Regions from separate parts of the Homo sapiens genome. Here region 1 is linked to region 2. A link is an interaction called in ENCODE POLR2A ChIA-PET data of the cell type or tissue named here. Cell type or tissue: GM12878. All regions are shown on one strand. Region 1 overlaps CBLB (Cbl proto-oncogene B). Region 2 has its middle 390 kb from the start of CBLB.

Region 1 (5,000 bases), 460 kb before region 2:
ACTGGTTTAGCAGGACCCTCAAAAGATCCTTTATTTTTCATTGCTCTGCCTCTAGGTAAAACTACATCTAAAGCATCTTCAAGATCTCAGTACTTACTTAAAGATTTGTGAAAGCAATTCCTCTCTGTTGTCCCAAACCACATATCTATCAGTCAGTCCCTCCCAAGTGGGGAGGCTGCTAACGTCACTACTGGACTGGAGCATCATTGTTTTAGAGTGAGTTAGCTTCTCTCTCAGGTCAGACCTCAAGGGCAACTACTTATGGGACTTTCATTTGTCATCCCTCTTGCTCAATAACCCTGAAGTACTCATCCCCTAGTCTTTGACAGCCCAGTCCTGGGACAGCGTGTACTTTTCACATTTGTAAATATCAACATCAGACTGATAATTCCCTCATCACCACACCCCAGTCCACCCCCACATTTCTATCCTGGGAGAAAAATTAAATTCTTCCGATGGGTCAACAGACTGCCAAAGGTCAGAAAGAGGGCGGCTCTTTCCTTGCTTCCTCCCACTACAAGAAATGGAAGAGGACCAGGCACATCACAAGTTCAGTCTAAGTGTGACTCACCTCTGCCTAATTCGAGAAAGGAGCAAATTAGTTCCTCCCTCAATAATCTCCATCAATCACCATTAACCTCTGAGATTCCTAAATGCAAACAATCCATCTGCGGTGTCTAGTTCTATCCTTAAGGTCAGGAAAGGAGGAAACAAATTTAAAAAGGTAAGACCAACCAGTAAAGAAATAAAAAAGTATTTTCTCCAAATGCACCACTAAGATGCTTTATCCTCTGGAACTGATTTTTCCTCCTCTTATGTATCTCCTTGTAACTTAATAATTAAAGAGCAATCAGGGCCTCCCCTGATTGCTTCCACCAGCATAAATATCCTTGGAAAATGTCAGTCGAGCACTGTTAACTTATTTTGTCCTGAGAACCTCTAATCAAAAGAGAAAGATCTTGACACAGTCTGTGGTGGGATGTTGAATGCAACATCACAGAACAAGGCCAGAGAGTGATTTGAAAGGAGCAGCTGCAGAATCCTACAGGAAATGCCGCTACATTCTGGTACCTGAGAGAAGGAAAGTGAAAGGCAGAACTCTTGGTGGAGCACACAAGCATGCCCAGCACTCTCTGGGAAGCTGGCCCTGGAGTAATAAGCCAAGGGTAAAATGAACTAAGGGGCTCTGAAAAGCTGGGATGCAGGAAGCAAGTCTTTTCATAAGGAACTGATGGAGGAAGGTGTTCCTTCCATAAACCTCTGGTTTCCAGATGCTTTAAGAGATGCTAAAATGTTTAACAAAAAAAAAAAAAAAAAGGAAGGGGGAGGGATTGACATAGGACTCTTATTTAGTTCATCAAATAACACCATTAACACAAAATCTATTATTTACCTGTCATTAATATTTTCACACAAGAAGAACAAGGAAAAGAATCTCAGGAAAAAAAAAGTATCCATTTAAATGAAATAAACTGAATTTCATGAAAGATTCACTAAAATGCCTATTATAACTTCCAGTTCCACGTCACAAATGGGTGCTAAGGAACTCATCAGGAGCAACTCTCAGGAAAATCCGAGGTGTAGCTGTTCCACTTTGCAGTACATCCACATGCCTCTAATCACAGGTGAAGAACAACTCAATATACACTACAAACTTTGAAAAAGAAATGCAAAAAAGGGTGACAAAGAAGCTTCTTACAAAAATAAATTAAATATGGCCTGCTAATAACTAGTTATTCATCTATGAATATGAAGTATGAAAATATTAGCTCATTATTTTCCAACTCTGAAAATAACTTGCAAATAGAGTTTATATATGGGAAAAGGCCAAGAGAAAAAGAATGAATTATTAAAATATACCCATGCAACACTAAAAATAAGACTGATGATGCCCATCTGACTCAATGAACTCAACTGAAAATGTAACACAAAATACAAAGATTTATTTGGGCATAAAATTCCCGGTCATCAAATTACTTAACAGTAAGTAATACACTTGTAGTGCTTTAATTTAATTATGAATATTTTCTGTGAAATTTCTTGACAACTGTTACCATGTAAAGAAAAAAACTGTTATTTTAATATCGGTCTTATGTGAACTAGCCTATTACTAAAAGTCAGGCTTGCTACTGAAAAATCCAAATAGATTTCTGCCTAACCTAATACTACTTAATTACTGTAAAAAAGATACAATCTGACATTAACCTTACGGAGCAGTTTGTTTCCCCAGAGTCAGCAGCATATTTTTAAAAAGCATACTTCTGTAACAGTCTTTTAGGATATTTTGAAATAATCACAGAATTGTACAGATGGAAGTCACCTCAGAGATCATTTATTAATTTCGATCTTACTTATAAAGGTGAAACTGCAAACCTAAAGCTGTGACAGACCCAATGTCACAAACCAACTAGGGGCTAGAATTGAGTCTTTGAACTACAAGTTCCACTGAAACTATGCGTACCTTATCGTATTATCCCCAATACAAGTAGGCAAGACGTTCTTGTGAGCTAAACAATTAACAAGCCACAACTCATTATTAAATGACTAAAAAATGTTAATAACAGATACCACATAAATACATAAAACTACATTTAAAAATATATACATACATTCTACCAAAACAGAGTATATACATACCCAACAACCCAGCAATCTTACTCCACATATCCAGAAGAAATGCATGCATATATGCACCAAAAGACATGCACAGAACCTTCTTTTGAATAATGGCAACTTTTTTTTTTTTTTTTGAGATGGAGTCTCACTCTGTCGCCGGGCTGGAGTGCAGTGGCGCTAACTCAGCTCACTGCAATCTGTCTCCCGGGTTCAAGAGATTCCCCTGCCTCAGCCTCCCAAGTAGCTGGGACTACAGACACGCACCACCACGCCCGGCTAATTTTTTGTATTTTAGTAGAGACAGGGTTTCACCATGTTGGCCAGGATGGTCCAGATCTGCTGACCTTGTGATCTGCCCAACTCGGCCTCCGAAAGTGCTGGGATTACAGGCGTGAGCCAATGGCAACATTATTCAAAACAAATGTCCATCAATAAGCAGATCAATTATGAACCAGTCACAAACTAGAAACCTAAACAGCAGTGAAAATTAACAAAGTACAACAATATGCAGCAATAAGGATGAATCTCACCATCATAATGTTGATCGAAAGAAACCAAAAACACAAGTATACATCATATAATTTCCTTTATCTAAGAAACAGATACTTAGTTAGATATGTGGAAATATTACATATTAATGACTATAAATATGCATAAATATGTGGATAGATATATGTTGAGTATGTGTGTATAAAATGTATTTATTTCCCCCTTATTCTCTGGATAAAGAAGAAAGAGACTTCTGCACCCTTAACATTAACTCCTTGAAACACAAGCTCATGACCACAGGAGAGGAACCTCTACTTTCTGTCAAAACTTGTCGCCCAAAGCTCAATGTGAAATAGCCGAAGTCCATGAACTGAGGCTAATATCAGAAAGTTGGCTTATGGTTTTTTGTTTTTCATCTTTTATGGTGAATACCATAACACTGTGATTTGTTTGTTTTTGTTTTTGTTTTTTTGAGACTGAGTCTTGCTCTGTCGCCCAGGCTGGAGTGCAGTGGCGCCATCTCGGCTCACTGCAACCTCTGCCTCCCGGGTTCAAGCAATTCTCCTGCCTCAGCCTCCCGAGTAGCTGGGTCTGCAGGTGCCCACCAACATGCCTGGTTAATTTTTGTATTTTTAGTAGAGACAGGCTTGTCTCTAACTCCTGACCTTGTGATCCACCCACCTCGGCCTCCCAAAGTGCTGGGATTACAGGAGTGAGCCACTATGCCAGGCCAACACCGTGATTTTTTAAAAATTTATCTTCCTTCCACAATGACATTCTTCACAGAATTAGAAAAAAATCTATTTTAAAATTCATATGCAATCAAAAAAGAGCCCAAGTAGCCAGAGCAATCCTAAGCAAAAACAACAAAGCTAGAGACATCACAATACCTGACTTCAAACTATATTACAGGGCTATAGTAACCAAAACAGCATGGTACTGGTACAAAAATAGATACAAAGGCCAATGGAACAGAATAGACAGCCCAGAAATAGTACCTCACACCTACAACCATCTGATCTTTGACAAAGTTGACAAAAACAAGCAATGGAGAAAGAACTTCCCATTCAATAAATGGGTGCTAGGCAAACTGGCTAGCATGCAGAAGATTGAAACTAGACCCTTTCCCTTACACCATACATAAAAATCAACTCATGAGGATTAAAGACTTAAATGTAAAACCCAAAACTACAAAAGTGTGGATGATAACCTAGGAAATACCATTCTGGACATAGGACTTAGCAAAGATTTCATGAAGAAGATGCCAAAAGCAATTGCAACAAAAATAAAAATTGACAAATGGGACTTAATTAAAGAGCTTCTGCACAGCAAAAGAAACTATCAACAGAGTAAACAGACAACCTACAGAATGGGAGAAAATATTTGCAAACTACATATGTGGCAAAAGTCTAATATCCAGAATCCATAAGGAACTTAAATTTACAAGCAAAAAACAACCCCATTAAAAAGTGGGCAAAGAACATGAACAAACGCTTTTCCAAAGAAGACATACATGCAACCAACAAGCATAGGAAAAAATGTTCATCACTAATCATTAGAGAAATGCAAATCAAAACCACAATGGGAACCATCTCACAGCACTCAGAATGGCTATTATTGAAAAGTCAAAAAATAACAGGTGCTGGGAAGGGAATCTTATACACTGCTGAGAAAAGGGAACACTTATACACTGCTGGTAGGAGTGTAAATTAGTTCAGCCACTGTGAAAGCAATCTTGATTACTCAAAGTACTTAAAACAGAATTACCATTCCACCCAGCAATTCCATTATTGTGTATATACCCAAAGGAATATAAATCATTCTACGATAAAGACACGTGAACGTATATGTTTACTGCAGCATTATTCACAATAGCAAAGACATGGAATCAACCT
Region 2 (5,000 bases):
GAAAACAGCCTAAACACCCCACTTAAAAGGCACCAAGTGGCAAGTTGGATAAAAACACAAGACCCATACATCTCCTATCTTCAAGAGATCCATATCACATGTAACAACATCCACAGGCTCAAAGAAAAGGGTTAGAGAAAAATTTATCACTCAAACGATAAACAAAAATGAGCAGGGATTACTATTCTTATATCAGATAAAATATACTTTAAACCAGTAACAGTAAAAAAGGACAAAATAGGTCATTATATAATGATAAAGGGTTCAATTCAACAGAAAGACTTAACTACCTTAAATATATATGCACCCAACTTTGGGGCACCACAGTCATGTAACAAGTATTTCTATACATATGAAAAGATGTGGAAAGCTACCCAATAATAATGGGGGACTTCAACACACCACTGACAGCATTAGACAGGTCCTCAAGGCAGAAAATTAACAAACAAATTTTGGAGTTAAATTTGACACTTAACCAGTTGGACCTAACAAACACCTCCACTCATCAAACACAGAATATATATTATTCTCATCTGCACATGAAACAAACTCAAAGATCAACCACATGCTTGACCATAAAACAAGTCTCAGTTAAGTTTTTAAAAATTCAAAATTACATCAACCATACTCTGAGACCAAAGGTGAATAAAAATAGAAATCATTACCAAGAAGATCTCTGAAAATCACACAATGACAGAAATTAAGTAACTTGATCCTAAATGGCTTTCAGGTAAAAAATGAAATTAAGGCTGAAATCAAAACAGTCTTTGAAATAAATAAAAACAGAGATATAACATACTAAAATCTCTGGGATGCAGCAAAAGCAGTGTTAAGAGGAAATTTTATATTGCTAAATGTCTACATCAACAAATTAAAAAGATCTCAAAATAACAATCTAACATCACACGTAGAACTAGTAAAAACAAGAACTAATAAAAACCAAACTTAGCAGAAGAAAATAAATAACCAAAATGAGAGCAGAACTAAATGGAATTTAGACCAAAAATTCATACGAAGAATCAATGAAACCAAAAAGTTAGTTGTTTGGAAGGATAGACAAGATTGATAGAATGTTAATTATATTAACAAAGAAAGAGAGAAAATCCAAATAAGCACAATCAGAAAAGGCACAGGTCACATTACAACTGATCCTACAGAAATATAAAGGATACTCAGATACTATTATAAACATCTCTATGCAGAGAAGCTAGACAATCTAGAGGAAATTGATAAATTCCTGAAAACACACAACTTCTCAAGTTTGAATTAGGAAGAAATTTAAACAGACCAGTATTGAGTTCCAAAATTGAATCAGTAATTTAAAAAACATACCAACTAAAAAAAAAAAAAAAAAGAAAGAAAGAAGGAAAGAAAAAGGAAAAGAAAAAACCTTGGACCAGATGGATTTCCTCCAAATTCTACAAGATATACAAAGAGTTGGTACCAGCTCTACTGAAACTATTTCAAAAAATCGAGGAGGAGGTATTCCTCCCTATCATTCTACAAAGTCAGCATCATACTGATACCAAAAGGTGGCAAAGACACAATAACAACAAAAGAAACCTACAAGCAAATATTCTTGATGAACATAGATGCAAAAATCCTCTACAAAATACTTGTAAACCAAATCAAGCAGCACATCACAAAGTTAATTCAGCACAATCAAGTAGCCTTTAATCCTGGGATGAAAGGTTGGTTCAACATATAAAAATCAATGAATGTTATTCACCACATAAACAGGATTAAAAACTAAAACCATATGATCATTTCAATAGACACAGAAAAAGCTTCCAGTAAAATTCAACATCCTGTCATAATAAAGACCCTCAAGAAACTAGGCATCAGAAGAACATACCTCAAAATAATACAAGTCATGTATGACAAACTCATAGACAACATCATACAGAACAGGGAAGTTGTAAGTGAGACAGCCAGGTGGGAGGGGGCCCCTAGAGGAACTCTAACCAGCCTGCCCACTGGACTGGAACCTCAGAAAGTTTGCACCCTTTGCAATGCGGAGGAGCCCAGCCCCTCCTCTTCCTGTGCGGAACCTGAGATTCAAATAGCCAGGTGGGAAGTGCTCTAGCAGGGTACTCTGGCCGTGTGGAGGATCCGTGTCCTTTCCCCACCCGCCCCCCGGCCCTTTTCACCCAATAAAACCCTGCTTTACTCACCCTTTAAACTGTCTGTGAGCCTAAATTTTCATGGCTGTTGGACAGACAAGAGCCCCCACATTTTTACCTGAACTAAGGAAAAGTTATGCAACGTTTTTGCCGCAAATGAGGGGCTCCAGAAGTGGTGAGTGAAATGGGAACTCAAAACCTCTCACTGTGATTTCTAAGCCTTTTCAACCTCAGACGTCTGAACTTACAAGAAACTGCACCCCCACTCCTTGTCGCTTCTGGGGTTTGAACCCCCATCCCTCTCCACTCCTGGGGGTTGGGGGCCTTTTCATGGCCTTTTCCTTCCTTTCTCAGGAAGAACCAAGGAGCAACAGCTCTCAGCCCCTCCCACCTCCATGCTGGGGCTGGGACGCGGTGCCCAAGGGTCCCACACAGCCAGCAGGCTGGTTCCCAGCCATGCTGCAGCAGCTTTCCCCTTCCCCAGCCAAACGGTTTCAACTCCACGGGACAGTAATTAAACTTTTCTCCCCAGCGGAGGAACCACTTGCCTAAGAATAAGAGGTTCTTCCCCAGATATTTTTAAACTGTTTCTTTTCTTTCCCCTACTCTACCCCATCAACAAATTAACCTTTAAAGTTTTTTTGGTTTTGTTTAGCAACCCTGCCTTAGGGAATGGTTCTTTCTGGTTTGATATCTGCATGTGGCCCTATCTCTTAAAGGGCCCCATCCAGCGACTGACTTTTCTTCTGCTTGTCTGTGTGTGCTCTACGTATGATGTCTGTAAAAAGAGCTCCCTGGCCAGCATGGTGAAACCCCGTCTCTACTAAAAATACAAAAAATTAGCTGGGCATGGTGGCGTGCACCTGTAATCCCATCTACTCTGGAGGCTGAGGCAGGAGAATTGCTTGAACCCGGGAGGCAGAGGTTGCAGTGAGCTGAGATCACGCCACTGCACTTCAGCCTCAGCAACAGAGAAAGACTGTCTCAAAAAAAAAAAAAAAAGAAGAGCTCTAATTACTTTGGCGTAAAGAAAGACAAGTGCCTGGATCTAATAATTTTAAGAAATAAAAGCTATGGTACCTTCCAGTTCTGTGACTGTAATCTTTGAGAAATAAAAACAGCCCCAAGGACTATTGGTAAAATGCAGGCCGGATGCAAGGTTTGCTAAGTGTTTTGAGGTTACGAACTGCTTTTTGGGTTTTGAGAACTGTCTGTCTTGCCTGCTTCACAATTGGTAAGGCCTGGGGATATATGGAACTAACCATGCCCTTAACTAAGAAGGCAAACCTTGACTGTAGTTAGCACATAATTAAAGCTAATGTACCAAGTTTTACCTTAAAGTTAACAATTGCTAGGAGTTACCATTATAACATGTAATTGAGACTACTGAAAACAGATTTACATGCAAGGTGTATAAGAACAGTAAAATCGTGTGTGTGTGTGTGTGTGTGTGTGTGTGTGTGTATGTGTTTTGTAAAAGGTTATAAGAAGACATGGAAATGTAAACTTTGGCCTAGGGTTAAAGGATTATATTGAGTTAAATTAGGAAAAAGCTGAAGTTTCAAAGAAGTGGTGGAAAAATTTTGGAAATTAATCTTGCAGAAGAGGTTCTCAGTGTGAGCATATTGACTAAATTAAAAAAAGTATTACATGTTTTTTCTCAATATAAATTGAGCTTCAAAATAAAAGCATAACAAGGTTTTTCTAAGGTACTAATCTTCTCTTTGGCAAAATTTGTAAAGGGTTATCAAAGGCTTTTGCTTCTTTAAAATTTCTGAGTCATCATTTTGGCAAAATAAATAATTTATGGTAATCTGGATTTCTATTTCGTAATATCAAGTGTTTTAAATCTTGAACATTTAACAGCATTCCCCAAATCAAACTTCAGTTTCAAAATTGTCTTCCCTGGCACCTGGCTTTTCAAATACTTCGGAGAGCCACTGAAGTGTCCGGAAAAGAGAGGTAAGCAGGATTATTTCACAAGTTTAGGTACATGGGATTGCCAAAATTATGCTCAATCTTCTTTAGGTTATATTTTTGTGAATAATGCTAACATATGTCCCAAAATTGTATGGGATTTCTAAAATTTTAATGTATAAGTGTATGCTATCAATCATAATTAAGGTTGTTAAGTTATCGTAAACCACGGAGATAACCAAACTTTGTTGTCAATTGTGTTTTTGACTGTGACTACCCTGGACATTTTGCTATTCACAGATAATTATTGTCTTGTTTTAATCCTTTTCAAAAGATGGTTTATAATTGGCTATAAGATTTTAACAGGTGCTCTCAAATACAGACTTCCGATAACTTTGGATACTGTAACATTTTAATAAAGGAAAATGAGCAGGACTTGTGAAGAGCTGAAATGTTTACGAATATCAAGAAAAACAACAGTTAATTAAATAGACTGAACTCAGGAAGCTGAAGCAACCTTTTTGACTTTTGCTTGGAATATTGCTGATCCTTCTTTTTCAGAGTCAATGAAACTTTTGAACTATTTACAGCCTTTAATAATTAAGTAAGGTATACACTCCTGTAATCAAGATTTGGAGCATGTTTGTTTCTCTCTGCCTGGTTCCTCTAGAATTTGGAAACGATGAGTATTCTTATGGCAATATAGTTGTTTGCATTAGTGCAATAAGAATCCAGTTTTCGTTAGAATGGCGATCATTAAAAAGTCAGGAAACAACAGGTGCTGGAGAGGATGTGGAGAAATAGGAACACTTTTGCACTACTGGTGGGACTGTAAACTAGTTCAACCATTGTGGAAGTCAGTGTGGTGATTCCTCAGGGATCTAGAACTAGAAATACCATTTGACCCAGCCATCCCATTACTGGGTATATACCCAAAGGATTATAAATCATGCTGCTATA

The links. ChIA-PET counts read pairs that join two places held together with the same protein. Peaks named below come from ENCODE experiments on the same cell type or tissue, not always from the same donor. Only the 100,000 strongest peaks of a DNase experiment are listed, where the experiment ranks them.
Region 1: POLR2A ChIA-PET joins it to region 2 with 15 read pairs; 2 of 35 experiments call an interaction of 5 or more read pairs at or near these places.

What each region holds. Positions count from the first base shown.
Region 1 is chr3:105,792,185-105,797,184 of GRCh38, forward strand. All of the region lies in intron 3 of CBLB (Cbl proto-oncogene B), which reads right to left. Among named protein-coding and RNA genes, the nearest start is that of CBLB, 74 kb to the right of the region's middle. In GM12878, no CTCF peak of the experiment used is centred here; no DNase peak of the experiment used is centred here.
Region 2 is chr3:106,254,064-106,259,063 of GRCh38, forward strand. No RefSeq gene overlaps it. Among named protein-coding and RNA genes, the nearest start is that of CBLB, 390 kb to the left of the region's middle. RefSeq lists an enhancer at 2,637-2,996. In GM12878, no CTCF peak of the experiment used is centred here; DNase peaks (open chromatin) are centred at 1,988, 2,398, 2,718 and 3,378; H3K4me3 peaks cover 4,457 bases; H3K27ac peaks cover 4,240 bases.